Linked DNA regions of Mus musculus: region 1 is linked to region 2. A link is a loop called in an ENCODE intact Hi-C map of the cell type or tissue named here. Cell type or tissue: left cerebral cortex. All regions are shown on one strand. Each heading gives the region's core, and the rest is flanking DNA. Links, peaks and the distances in the headings are about the cores only.

Region 1 (7,469 bases), core at 1,581-6,580, 300 kb after region 2:
GATGATAAGAGAAATAAACAAGTTTCCTGAAAAGAAATCTTTACAGGGCTGGAAAGACGGCTCAGGGGTTAAGAGCACGTATTGCCCTTGCTGAGGTCAACACCCACATCCAGCAAACTTCCTGCTCCAGGGATCCCATGCTTCTGCCCCAATCTGCTGCACATACCCCCACATGTAAACACACACATGTAAACACTAACATGTAAACACACACACTCAATTATAAATCAGTCCAAGGTCAAAAATAACTTCACATATCACCTGATTAAGATAATCTTTGCAGAGTATATCTATTAAAACTAATGAAAACTAGTCTTACAAAGCAAATGAAGATAGTACCACTTCAGCACTGTCCAGGAGAGAGGGAGTCTCACACAACAGACTGTGAGAATCAACTACCCCATGGCAAGGCTATCTTTACTTGAAGATCAATGAATCAAGCTATCTTAGCTTGATGCCACTGAATATTCAAATGATAAAACTCCTTCTGTTCTAATTCCTTGCTCACCAAGCAATCTTCTGATTATAATTTGGCTTCCCATGTGGGTAGTCTACAGAGAAACAATGAGCTGGCCAGGCCAGCAGGAATATCTGGGCCCTTCTGGCAGTTAAGTTTCTGACTGTAAATTAATAAATTGACATTCTCCAATGTACCAGTGTCTTAGGAGCCTGTTAGTTACATTCAGCATTCCCCCATCTAATCAATGCCAGGAGCTGACAAAATTGAGTTTCTAAATATGCAAAGGAGGCTAGACACTGGCCTGTAGCAACTGCTGTGGTAAGTGCCACCAGGCGGAACTGGGTCTGCAGCATCAGCCAGCTTTCCCTCAGACATTCCCTCAGTTTCAAACCATATGTTCATTTTAACTTGTCTACTATGTGAACATTTCTTTCCTTTTTCCCCCTGAAACTAGGTTTCTCTGTGTAAACCTGGCTGTCCCGGAACTTGCTCTGTAAACCAGAATGGCCTTGAACTCACAGAGATCCTCCCTCCTCTGCCTCCAGAGTCTCGATTAGAGATGCACCACCATCGCCCAGGGAACACTTCTTTCTCTAAGCAATGGGAATGTCTTTTAACCCTATTTAATGTTAGCGTTGCTCACTATTCAGCACAGGCAGGGCCTCAATCCAATTATTTAAAAGGGTAGATACACAACAACACCTAAACTAGGAAGCATATGTTTAGTCTGAATCAGCTGACGCTAAGGACACAAGTGTAGCTATATATATATATATATATATATATATATATATATATATATATATATATATATACACACACACACACATACATATAAATATATACATACACACACACACACACACACACACACACATGTACATACACACACACACACATTTACCTAGCACACATTGCTGCTTGACCACTCAGAACAGAACTGTTTGCAGAAAGGACAAACTAATAGATAGTAATCCTTAGTCTTTTGGTTTGTTTGTTTCCGGAGTTGGGGTTGAACTCAGGACCTCATACACAGTAGACAAGTGTACTATCACTAAACTATATAAAAACAAGATAGGCTAATGCAATTCTGTTAATATTTTAGGGGGTTCTTGGTCATATATAATGTAAAAATATACTACTCTATAGTGGCTCATCCTTTGGCCACAAGGAAGGGTGTTAGGGGCAGGGGAGAGTATGTATCATATTTGAGAGTGAATAAAAGAAACAACAAAACTGAATTAGTGAGGAAAAGAGAGATGCCTGCCTATCGCTCTTGCTCAACTCTCTTCTGGGGCAGGGGAAATGGCTGAGGGGAAAGAGGTGCCCGAGCATAGGCCTGATGATCAAAACGCCATAGTCTGTCTGGCAAGGTAGCAGAAGAAACTAGCCCTGGAGTTGTCTTGTGACTTGTCCTTGTGCACTTTGGCACAAGCACACCTGCATTCACACACATGCACAATACATACATCACACACAAAAACACAAATAAATAAAAGCAACTTCTATGTTGAAACAGAGAAAACAAAAACATAAACTATTAATAAAGCATCTATATAGAACCACAAAACCAAATGCCCATCAGTCTGCCATCACAGGCAAGATGAGCTCTTCATTCTCAAATCCTACTAATGCATATTCAAATTTAAATGACGCTGCAAACTGAATGTCTGACATTTAAAAATCAACCACTCAGTCACCAAATAGCCAAAATAGGAAGGAAGCTAGACAAGAATGTGTCTTGACTCTCATAGGGCTAATACATGAGAAAACACACCCAGAAATCTTGCAACTTATATGGCTATTTGAAGCCTCTGTGGAAATGGTAGATTTTATCTTTGTGATTCTGCATCTTGCTTTGCTTACGAGTAGAGTGTATATTTTCCCATATATACAGATGTAGATCATGCTTGTCTTTGCTCCTGGCTGTGAGACTCCTTTTTCTCTCCCCTTTCTCCCGTGTAAGATCCAAGGATGAATGAGAAGAATGATTAAATGCACTTAGGCTCTGACCCAATTAGAATGACGCCTGCTGCGTGCTGGACAGTGTGTCAGGCACTTTTCTAGATATTTCCTTCATAGACTTAAGTGCTATTTTTGTGTCTGTTAATGTCAAAGCTGAAAATGCTCAATTTTAGAGGGCAAGCTCTGTGAGGCTGTTTTCTAAATCATTTCATGTTAGGCTGAGAGTGGGGCCCAAGACAGGACAAGAGTGAACATGGAGTAACCTCTGGATGCTGAGGCCGGAACTTAGTAAGCACACAACCAGCTCACTACAGTAGAGAGCATCTCTTAACAATACTAGATTTTCTCAAAGATCTTCAAGAACCACAGCATGTCTCTAAACTTTGTTTCATGGTGAAGGATTCAAGAAGTCAACATTAAGATAAAGTAGATTGACAAGAAAGACACGGCCTACAGCACAGCTTACCTAGACTAGGGTACACTGAGTGTGCAGTTTTACTAGCCACACTATGATCGTGCAGAAGAACTGGAAAGCAAGTAAGTTAAAATTAAATATTAAATAAGGTCAAGCAAAATGACAAAGTCTGTCACAGAGGTCACGCTCCCTAAGCTCTGTCTTTGAGACTGTCACTGGCCAAGCCAAGCCACACTCACTGGGATTACTGGAGGAACAGGGAACACTTTCATCACTAAGTAACCAGTTTACTAAGCTTCAATAAAGCAAGCTAGCTATACTACACTAAGACAACACACAGGTGTGCCTTCACAATGATTTCTTAGTGATTCAAGTTTACTGTGTAGTCCTGTACAGGACTTACTGTGAATGGTCTCGGTCTTTTCTCTATTTCCCATCACCTCTGTGAGCCACTGCAGTCCTGAATTAAGTCTCATAGCTCTCCACAGAGCAAATGAATGGCTTTTGTGTGAAGCTGGATAAAATTATATGAGGGAGTATAGGGGATACCAGGGCCTTCTCCCCAACACAATTCAGAGTAAACAGATCTTTGCTTGAGAAGCCTGAGGTGGGAGGAAGCCTACTCTTCAACTGTTTGTGGGGTCATCGTATTTGTCACACTGTGTGACTACTTACTGGGTTCTGCTTACTGCAAAGCAACTCCAAGCCATCTAGGATTTAAGACCATGCCTTTCCCTGCAGCATTAGAGCACCACCTTGTGTCAGGAAATTGACCAAATGAGCAGAATGCTGCGTTTCAGATACCTTAGTTGTCCAAAGTTTAACTGTCCAGTCAAAAGACGAAGTGACAAACAGATGTGAGAAGTCTACTGCTCCAACAGCCGCGTGACAGTGGATTCCAGTGATGGGTCCCTGGTGTCCCTCAAACATCTCACTGATTCCAGCTTTGCTATTTCATAAAAGTGAACATGTTAGGGACCTCTCTTGGAAGTACACCACATATTATTTTCTTAACATTTTTACTTATTCATTTTTAAGACAGTCTTTGTAGCCTGAGCTGCTCTGGAACATACTACATAGGCCAGGCTACATCTTCCTCTGCCTCCAGAGTGTTGAGATTAAATGCCTGCACCATTACACCCAGCAAATGTATCACATCATGGGTTTATACAGCAGACTTTGAATTAATTTCAAACACAATTCTGGGTTCATAGTTTATCAACGTAACTTATAACAAATGCCACTTTATTCAGATGTGGTAACACTACTAATATAGCAGGGGCATTTTAGAGCCATAAACACCATGCTGTTGACAAGAGAACTCAAAAGACCATATCCATGGTGGTAAAACAAGGACAAAGGATGCTGTGTAGGGATGCTATGTAGGAAACAATCTGGACTATTTTAAATTAAAAGCTTTGAAATGAAATGAAGGCAATCTATATTGGAAATGAGGTCCAGATGTTCAATGCTTTTAAAGAACAGCTAGACAATTTCAAAACAGACCGAACAGTAGGAGAACTATTAGTCAGCTTAACATATGTAGTGACATTGCTAGACCATTATCAGAAGGCTCAGACTAAAACTCAAAGTTCAAATGAACCTAAACAGAAAACAGGTGACAATCACATTTATGAACCTGAAGGCCAATATGTGGAACATACACACTGCATTTCTAATGCTGAACACACCTCCTACAGTAACTTCTGTGAGCATATGCAGCACACACAGATCCCTACAACATACTGCAACACACACAATCCAAAAGCACATGAATCCAAACTACTACAGCTAAAAAAAAAATTAACTCAAGTTCTCGTTGCCCAAATTTAATGTCCCAAGTCTAGGAGAGGATTCTACTTAAATACGGAACAAGCTGTTTCAATGAGATGACTCAAGGGAAAATTCTAAACAACATCTAATTCCTACTAAGTTTACCTGCCATGGCGGCATGCTGTATACACAGAACCTTCTTCACTGCCCACAACAAAGTTGTTGACGTCTCCAACAGGGAAAGACATAGATGTTACAGCTACTGCCTTTGACTGTTTATGAACCAACTCCATGCTATCCTAGAGGAAAAAAATGAGAAAATTAATTTGTAAAGCTTTATTTTCAAATTTTATTACAAATCTTCTAGTTTTAACTAGTTTGTATGCTACTGTTTTAATATACTATTAATATAAACCTACCTACCTCAGTTAAATGAAAAAGCTTTGGTAAGATATATTTAAACCATCAACACACCACTTAGATTTATAATCTGTGCAATAGTATAAAAATAGCTTATGATAAAATGCACGTGGGGGTACATATGAAATGAAAACTAATTTTACTTCAAATTTTCACATTCCTAAGTTTAACATACCTGTGGATGGGAAAGCATGTCCAAACTCCAGGAACAAATTTTTCCATCAGTAGAGATGCTAATCAGATTGTGAGCATTTTGTGTTCCAACAACATTTACACAGTAGACAGGGTGCTAAAGACATAAAACAGTTTTCAGAGGTTATTTACAAACAAACAATAACAAAACCCAGAAAAAAATTAGTCTAATTACGGGTATTCCAATTCCTATCAAAACAGGTTTGTTAACCTGCCAGCTTTTGTTCTGTTGCTCTTGGGAGGTGAACCCAGGACCCTGAGCACTGCTAGGACAGCAGCCCATCACTGACTTAGCTTTAATATGAAGTGTGTTGCTATTCTGTTCATTGATAAGAGGTTGTCTTAGAAAACAGAGGACTTTGTGATATATGCACCCTACACATACAAGGAAGCGTATCGAAGTCACTCTCCTAGGACTATATCGTCAGTGGTGAAGGCCAACGGAAGTCTAGGGAAATAACTAGTTACTTACTGTGTGTGCAGCAGCTGACAGCGGCGTTCTCTGGACAGGAGTTCTTTTATTGCTGCGGTTATCCCAAAGCACAATCTGGCCTGAATATGTACCTCCAACAACAAGATTCGGATGAAATTTTGCAAATGTAGCAGACATTACAGCTGACTGCAAAAACGCAGAATTTTTGTATTTAAGATTTAAGTGAGGAAAGTCTGACGAATTAGAAAAACAAATCTATCGGAAATATTTACCTATTACTTAAGGTATTAGAAGTTTTAAAAACAATCTACTCTATTTGAATATTGTAAGAAAAAACTATAGTAGTTTTTGTTCAAAAGTCAAATGTGATCTTTATATGTTTACATGGTTATCAAACAAAATAAAACTTGCTTCAATCAATTTCAGTTTTTAAAGCAAAGTTGGCCTGTGACTGACCTCTAACTATAATATGACAGTAAAGAATATATTAGTTTTGATTTGAAGTATTTATTTTGAATTATGACACTATTAAGATTTTAACTCATACAATCAGTAAGAGTCACAAATTTTAAGTTTTGCTAAATCCACTTTAAAAAAAACTACATCTACTTCCTACTTCAACCACATGTTTTTACTTAAAACTATTTAGTTGCAACTCCTCCGGCCATGACTAAGAGATTCAGGGGCTGAGGTCTAATTATATATTCTGTAGTAAGTCCCACTTCCTGTGAGAACAACGCATTCCAGAAGACTGTCTATATGGTCAATCACAGTAACAGAAAGTCAAAACTGCAACGGACTTTAGGTGTGCTTAACCATGATAAGAGATATTAGAAAAGCTAAAAAGGGCAGATCATACTGAACTAAGAGTGCTCAGCTTTGTGTGTGACAGCTGTTTGCAAATATGGTGTGGTTCAGTAAACGCCAGTCCAATGAAATCATGTTGATGGGAAAAGGAAAAAGGCACTTGTCTAAATTCATGAATGAATCCTTAAACATGGGAAGACAGCTGAAGGACGACCTTACCTGGCAGTGGAACACATACTCTGGGGTAGTTTTTTTGTACTTCATATTCCACACGAGGGCCACACCATCAGGCTCATGAGGAGCCTCTTCATTGTTATTATAGGAAGCCACAAGTAATTCTGGATACTGCTCACAAGAATCAAGAAGGAAAAGAAAAGTACGAATAGTAAGAACTATTTTATGTTCTTAACTATCTATCAAGTTGTTCTGAAAATTATCTTCATAGTTACACTCACCAAGATGCTAGTCTAATTTTAAATTAGCACAATTTAACATTTAAAATGTTTAATTTTTATACAAGTGGTTAGTGGATAATTAAATTAGCAAAATTGAGTTTGAACATAAAGTCCTGAATTTCAAATCTAAAAGCAGTTCCAATTTTTCCTTCTAAGGTACGCGAGTCAATGTGACAATGGCAACGTCAGAAACACCACCCAGTATTATTTATTTAACGTGACATACACTGATTTAATTACAAGAAGTCTTATAACCAAAATAAAACTATATGCTAATTAGAATTAAAAAGTGAGTTATAACAACTGATTTTTTTATACTTACCTGGGATGACCAATCCAAACAACTAACAACTCGATGCTTTGACCAACGCTCATCAAAGAACTGTCGATTTAATGACAGCTTAGCACCTGCTTGAATCTCCCTACAGGAAAAGATCACCCCCCCCAGAAAAGACAGCATTATAACTTGTGTCATTCTTAATATTAACATACTTTTAAGGCTGCAGAAGCTATGACCTTAAGAACTAAATATTACCCTTCTTTGTCTTC
Region 2 (7,469 bases), core at 999-5,998:
AAAGACTTGAACTCTTCACTTCTGTTTGGAATCTTCCCATGTGACCTGAGATAGGTCCACTGGAATCCTGAGGGGAAAAAAATCTTGGGGCTACAGAACTATGCTCAACCTTTGAGGATATTAATGTCCCTTCTACAGTACCCTACCGGACAAGACAAGGGTGCTGTGCAACCTTCATTCCTCGGGCCACAAATCCAGTTCCTAAGCAAAAGCACCCTTGCATGGACCAAATCTGGACTCTACGTGTTAGCATTCTATCTAAGCTCCACTCCACAGTTACTTGGCAACAGCCGGGGAGGCCTGACCCACTATAAAAGGGGCTGCTTGCCCCCTCCTCCTTCTCTTCCTCTCTTGCCCTCTTGCCTGCTCTTGCTCTTCCTTTCTTGCTCCCAGCTCTGTCCCCTCCCCCCTTCCCCATCCCCTTCCCCCATCTCTCCACATGTTCATGGCTGGCTTCTCCCCTCTCCCCTCTCCCCTCTTGCCTGTCCCCTCTCCCCTCTCCTCTCCTCTCCCCTCTCCTCCCCTTTCCCTCTTCCCCTCTCCTCTCCTCTCCCCTCTCCTCTCCTCTCCCCTCTCCCCCCCCTTTCCCTTTTCCCCTCTCCCCTCTTCTTCCCTCTCCCCTTCCCATACCCTGAATAAACTCTATTCTATACTATATGTGGTTGGTCCCTCAGGGGAAGGGATGTCTCAGCATGGGCCACGGAGGCACCTGCTTTCCCCATACCTCACCACACCTCCATAGAACATAACCACCCTCTCTTTATCTTTTAAGAAACACATCACTACCGTTTGTCCTTGTCATAAACAAGAGATCTGGGGCTATGCCTTTGTTTCCCTCTCTGTCAATTCTATACCCACTCTATGGATTCCTCACAGCTAAGATGGATGGTAAAGGCTTGGCAGAAGCTAGGGTTAATGAGTGACCGACTCAGTCTAGGATATGTTCTAGCAATTGCCTTCTCTACTAGACTGTAGGCCACCGGACCTTAGTGATCCCCAGATCCGGACACTATGTTACAACAAGGAAGTGCCAGTAGTGAGATTGGGAGCAGTAGAGAGCCTTGTACTCAGGACCACTTAAGGTGGAGAAAGGAAAGGCAAAGATGCCCCTGGGGAGCTATCAGGGAAGCACCTAGCAGAAGACCCCACCCACTTAGCTGGGCTAACAAGCCCAACCCTTGAAAGCATTGTGACCTCTTGCTGAGCCTAGGAAGGAAAACTAAAACACAAACTTGAGTTTCAAGAATACAGGCTCTGGAGTCTGTCCATGTGAAGGCTTAAGGGATGGGATTCTGTGTGGCTCCCTGGATTCCTGGAGGAAACCTTAGGGTCTTGCTGGGAGAACCAGTGTTAAAGACACTAACAAGAACTTTCTGGGGTAGCTGTGTGGCTGTGATAGAGAAGCCAGTATGAGACGGGCAGGACTGGGAGGTCTCCAGAGACAAATCCCTGCCCTTTCCCCACAGCTTTGAGTTCCAGGACAAAGCTTAAGAGATTTAGAAATTGCAGGTCTCCAGAGCTATAGGGGTGGTACCCCCAAGACACACACACATACACACACACATAAACACATACACACACACACACACACACACACACACACACACACACACACACCAAGCATCACTCCTGGGACCAGCAGCAAGCAAAGATTCACCCTGGGACCATAGCCAGAGAGTAGGTAGTCAAACTAGCCTTGGAATGTGCAGACCAACATGGAAGCCCTGGGGGAGTGGGGCGGGTGCCTTCTTTCCCAGATCTCACCTCTCAGCTTGGTGCAGGACACCCAGTAGACAAGCAGAGGCAAAGTTCTGGGCCAAGCGAAATCGAGGGAATCTGGCCAGGGGGTTAGGGGGAGCCCTAAGTGAACCTTCACTCTCCAGCTTGGAGCCTCTGGAAATCCTGGGTGTTTGAGGGCTTACCCTAAACACTACTGGGATTTGTGCTGTAGCAACAGAGAAGGCAGCTGGCTGACAGCTGAAGTTGAGTGAAGCACCTGATGCGAAAGAAGTTGTTTTCTTCTATCCAAGAACCTCGAGATGTTCATTGCTACAAAGGGAATGGGTGGATCAAGCTACACTCTGAGGAACAGGCTGCAAACTGAGATGTGTTGAAACACACAAAGTCTGCATTGAGACACCTAACCCTCCTCTACTAGATCTAGGCAGACTAAAAGAACTCTGGGGCTAGGAATAATAACTGAAGGGAAGGAGCAAGCACCAAGGCAAACTAGCCTCATTCAGGCAGCCAGTTTCTCTCCAAATTCATCTCAACTCCCTCTTGAGGCCTCTTCTGTCTGAGGAGAGCAGAGTGGCTCTCCTCAGAACTGGGGCTCAAAGTGTAAAATATCAATCAATACAAGAATACAATCAATACAAGAATACTTAGGGTGCTTCACTTTAGACCAAAGTAGAGAAATCCGTTGGCTATTTCTTACAAAGCAATGAGACAATTTGGATGAACCTAGATTTTGGCGGGTGGGGGTGGGGTGGCTCATGCCTGTAATCCCAGCACTCAGGAACTCAGATGTAGACAGGAGGATGGTTGTGAATTTGAAGCCAGGTTCGTCTACACAGCAAGTTCCAGACTAGCCAGCACAGCGTCCTGAGATTGTGCCTCAAGAAAACAAAATTAGTAAATGGAACAAGATGTAGATTTGTGTCTGGCTTATCAGGACACTTCAAGCCTAGGTCCCCCCCCCCCCCCCAGCTATAGGTCTCTCTCCTTCCCCTTGCAGCTTTTCCCCTCTCTAGGCTCAGAGCTGCATCCACTTCCCAGGCTACAGGGCACTCATCTTGTGTCCAAGATAAAAGAGGGCCCAGGTCCTATTTATTCCAGAATGATGCTGTTTTATAAATCTCACCTGAGTTTACACTGTTTCTGGGGATTGAGAAAGAAATAGAATGCAGAAAACTTTCCACCACCAGTATGCCTTCAGGACAGGCTTGATTGGCAACAAAGGGGCAGAGAAAGCGCAATCAGATTTTTAATTCTGATTCTGATTTTTAATTTTAATTTTGATTGGTTTTTTTCCTTTTATTAGGGCAAAACAGCTACTCGTGTGGTGTCAGAGCACAGGGACTTGAAATCGAGTCGCTAAAAGGCAATCTGGATTAAAAACCTTGAGATACCGTTGATGCACATAAAAGGGGCAGGAAGCAGTTTAAAGTCAATACAGTAGGGAGGGTCTGGTCTGGTGCAGGCGAGTCCCACCAGGGAGCGTTTCTAATAAAACTCATTCTTCCCCATTCTCTAGGCCTTCCTTAGCCAAGTGGCTGAGAACTAAATCCAGGCAGACTGGAAGGCGCATTACCTGCCTCATTATTCCGCTGTGTGAATGCTGGAGTTTTAATTACACACTTGCTTTTTCTGGGGAAGACCAAAGATCGTATTTTTTAAAGTATCAACTTGTTTTCCATTAGGCAGTTGTTGTAACAAGTTCTTTCAGTGACATGTTATGTCTTTAGGAAGGGATGCTTCAGATGGCGCGCACTAGCACAATTTTGTGGCTTTTAATTACTATTTTGTTCTTTTGGGGGGTTTCAGAGGCTGGCGCCTGGGCGTGATTAGACTGTCTACCAGGCCTGTAACAACCTCCTACACTGTCCACCAGGTGGCGCCACAAAGCAGGCGCTACCGCAATCTTCAAACTTGAGAGTCCATCACTGCGCTGAGTCCATCCATCACCCTTCTTTTGAAAATCCCAACCACCAGAGAGGGGAACTCATCACTTGGAAAAGAAAGAAAGAAAGAAAGAAAGAAAGAAAGAAAGAAAGAAAGAAAGAAAGAAAGAAAGAAAGAAAGAAAGAAAGAAAGAAAGAAAGAAAGAGAGAGAGAGAGAGAGAGAGAGGAAGGAAGGAAGGAAGAAAGAAAGAAAGAAAGAAAGAAAGAAAGAAAGAAAGAAAGAAAGAAAGAAAGAAAGAAAGAAAGAAGAAAAATAAAAATAAAGAAAGAAACCTAGAGAAAGAAATTACAACAGTGGAGTAAGATCCTAGAACACGAAAATGTAAAATAAAGTAGACAAAATAAAACTTCTTATATTTATTGTTTATATCAAGAAAACGTGTGATAATGAATCTTGATAAATCTCTAATATTACTTCAGTATCTCTTTTTTTTTTTCATTCCCCTTTTCATAAAAACACCAATGCAAACGACTTTGAAGGCTGTCTAGTCTGGCCTACCTTTCCCAAGGAGGGAACCTCAGAATCAGTTTCCAGCTAGTGGCTCAGATGTGCGTCATTACTAGAGACCTTTATGTGTATGAGGAAAAGTGATTTCAAATACATTACTAGTAATAATACCTTTGGGCTTATAGAGCTCTTCTCTCAAGCAAAAAGGAAAAACGTTAAACATTATCCAATTAATTGTCGTAATATCTCTGTGGGTAGTTTGGGAAGCATAGGTTATTATACGCGGTTTATGGATAATTTAAATCAATTGCCCGTCAGGTGCAAAGTGGCTGACAAGAGTAGTGCGAGCCAGGCACCTCGAGGAAAAGTATCTGGAGAAAAAGGAGACAGAGCTGGCTCGGCCCTCTTCCTGGCTTTATTTGATTAAGGCGAAGTTGGACAAGAGATGTAAATCGTTAGACTTGGCTCTTGAAAGCAGAGTAAGGTGGGAGACCCCATTTCTTTCCCGGAGCCTTATGTCCTGTTGCGGGCCATCCCGCACCCTATCCAGCTCCAGATCGGGTACCCACTTTCTGCAGTGCTTGTACACGCACCCACCGCGGCCGCCTTGCCCGCCACGTGACACGCGGGTCCCGGGGCCGCCCGGTCGCGGACTCCCGGCGCCCCGCGGCTCATTCCTTCTGATTGGCTGTTGCTAGGTGACGTTGCCCGCGGTCACGTGATAAGTGTTAAATGCCCACCCTGCAGGAGCCTGCCCGGCAGACAATCGTAAAGCTGCTCGGGGGTCGCTCACCTGCTCCCGCCTCCTGGAGCCCCTACCGGGTCTGACCGCTCTTGCCCCCTCCATTGCCCGCCCCCCGCCCGAGCCGGGCCAGGAGCCGAGAGGTCCGAGAGGCCCGGGAAGGATGCGGCCAGCAGCTGCGGTCCCGAGCCACGCACGGTGATCGCCTCCTCCAGGGGAGGAGGCGCCTAGACCGTAGCCTCATTTCTTGTTTTCCTCTCCCTCCCCCTCCCCGTAATTACATTGGTTGCTGGAAGGGACCCGGAGAGATAGACAGAGGAGGCGCCTCGCATCCCCCTCTCGCCCGCCACCCGTGCTCTTTCCTGTCCCGGGTCAGGATGACTGGAGTCTTTGACAGTCTGGTGGCTGATATGCACTCGACCCAGATCACCGCCTCCAGCACGTACCACCAGCACCAGCAGCCCCCGAGCGGTGCGGGCGCCGGCCCTGGCGGCAACAGCAACAGCAGCAGCAGCAACAGCAGCCTGCACAAGCCCCAGGAGTCGCCAACCCTCCCGGTGTCCACGGCTACGGACAGCAGCTACTACACCAACCAGCAGCACCCGGCGGGCGGCGGCGGCGGGGGGGCCTCGCCCTACGCGCACATGGGCTCCTACCAGTACCACGCCAGCGGCCTCAACAATGTCTCCTACTCCGCCAAAAGCAGCTACGACCTGGGCTACACCGCCGCGTACACCTCCTACGCGCCCTACGGCACCAGTTCGTCTCCGGTCAACAACGAGCCGGGTAAGCATCGCAAGCATCTAGGGTGCCCAAGTCACGGGGAGGGACCGGGTAAGCATGGGGTGGGGGGCAGTCCGGAGCTCTAGCCTTGCACTCTGTGCATCTCTTGCTCCCGCCCTGAACTCTGCCCAATCTCCAACTGCACGCGAATCGCAGTTTCTGCCTCTCCACGCTCCGGGGGACAGAGTCGGTGGGCGGTTGGGCCAGTTGGCATGCTGTGGGTAGCGCATAGCTTTGCTGCCCGCCTCTTCTTTCTCTCTTGCACAGCTCCCCCGGGTCCCTTGCAGGGTTCCGTGGCCAGGCCAGTCGGCGCGTGCTGAAGTTGGGAAGGCCTCCTCAAGTCTCTAAAGGCCTCCGCTCCGAACTTTAGGACCGCGGGGTTGGACGGTGGGTGCTCACCACTCACTTTTCGTTGCAGACAAGGAAGACCTTGAGCCTGAAATCCGAATAGTGAACGGGAAGCCAAAGAAAGTCCGGAAACCACGCACCATCTACTCCAGTTTCCAGCTGGCGGCCCTTCAACGACGCTTCCAGAAGACCCAGTATCTGGCCCTGCCAGAGCGAGCCGAGCTGGCGGCGTCCCTGGGCCTCACCCAAACTCAGGTGAGCAAGGTGGGAGATGGCCTGCTTTCTCTAGGAAGCGGGCACGTCCGGAACAACTTTTCAAAAGTATATTTTCACCTGTGCTTTTTTATTCCGGGCAAAGTAAACTTCTAGGCCCAATGCTTAAAACAAACAAACAAACAAAATAAGAAATTTTTTTCAAAGGGGGCAGCCGCATGGGAGGAAAGAAAATGACCCGGGTGGACAGAAATCCCACACTACAACGCCTTTCCACTCGCTGCTGCTAAAGCGGGTTCCATAACTGACCTGACACCGCACTACCCAGAACCTTGGTCACATACTTAGAGCTCATCCATCAGCATTTTGAGATCCCCCCAATGTAGCTAGAAGCAGCGGAGGCCCAGAGCCCAGGTCTGCTCGCCCGCCGTCTCCACTCCACCAACCTCCTGCCCAGGTTCCTGTACTAAAGCTCAGGGCTTTTCCTTTTTTTCTACAAAGGTCAAAATCTGGTTCCAGAACCGCCGATCCAAGTTCAAGAAGATGTGGAAAAGCGGCGAGATACCCACCGAGCAGCACCCTGGAGCCAGCGCTTCTCCTCCTTGTGCCTCCCCGCCGGTCTCGGCGCCAGCATCCTGGGACTTCGGCGCGCCGCAGCGGATGGCTGGCGGCGGCCCGGGCAGCGGAGGCGGCGGTGCGGGCAGCTCTGGCTCCAGCCCGAGCAGCGCCGCCTCGGCCTTTCTGGGAAACTACCCGTGGTACCACCAGGCTTCGGGCTCCGCTTCACACCTGCAGGCCACAGCGCCACTTCTGCATCCTTCGCAGACTCCGCAGGCGCACCATCACCACCATCACCACCACCACGCAGGCGGGGGCGCCCCGGTGAGCGCGGGGACGATTTTCTAACCTCGAGTGGACAGCGTCTGAGACTTGAGAACTGAGACACCGTGTTCTTCAGCACGCGTCCTGTAGCTAGAGGCTCGAACCTACCAGCCCGCGACCGCCACCCACCCAGCGGTATTGGAAGTGGCGACCAGGGGTGACCCGTCGTGGAGCCACTTCTCGCACTGCCACGGAGCAGCCGGAAACAAGGAGGCCTCGTGGGATCCTTTAGTGCCAAGCCTGGCGTCCCTGGCCTCAATTCCGACCTGAGCCCCGGCCACTTTTAGGCCATCCTCGGACTTGTCGCCCCTTCCCAGCCCCCTCAGCGTGATCCTCAGGGTCCTTGGTCTCTTCAGGCCCTGAGCGGGG

What was found. A loop is a pair of places that touch in the nucleus more often than their neighbours do. Peaks named below come from ENCODE experiments on the same cell type or tissue, not always from the same donor. Only the 100,000 strongest peaks of a DNase experiment are listed, where the experiment ranks them.
Region 1: it touches region 2 in a loop (3-fold over the local background); 11 of 42 quality-filtered maps call a loop at or near these places.

What each region holds. Positions count from the first base shown.
Region 1 is chr2:71,247,162-71,254,630 of GRCm38, reverse strand. Dync1i2 (dynein cytoplasmic 1 intermediate chain 2) reads right to left here. Exons shown (of 16, transcript NM_010064.4): 7 at 7,456-7,469; 8 at 7,243-7,342; 9 at 6,685-6,810; 10 at 5,698-5,844; 11 at 5,209-5,322; 12 at 4,779-4,912; 13 at 3,645-3,789. Among named protein-coding and RNA genes, the nearest start is that of Dync1i2, 39 kb to the right of the region's middle. In left cerebral cortex, for the core only: a CTCF peak has its summit at 3,600 (motif pointing left); DNase peaks (open chromatin) are centred at 3,603 and 4,597.
Region 2 is chr2:71,544,175-71,551,643 of GRCm38, reverse strand. It overlaps Dlx2 (distal-less homeobox 2), which reads left to right and starts at 4,890. Exons shown (of 3, transcript NM_010054.2): 1 at 4,890-5,660; 2 at 6,076-6,260; 3 at 6,720-7,469. The coding sequence starts at 5,252. The coding sequence ends at 7,124. In left cerebral cortex, for the core only: a CTCF peak has its summit at 3,592 (motif pointing right); DNase peaks (open chromatin) are centred at 3,605, 4,544, 4,805 and 5,262; H3K4me3 peaks cover 1,364 bases; H3K27ac peaks cover 349 bases.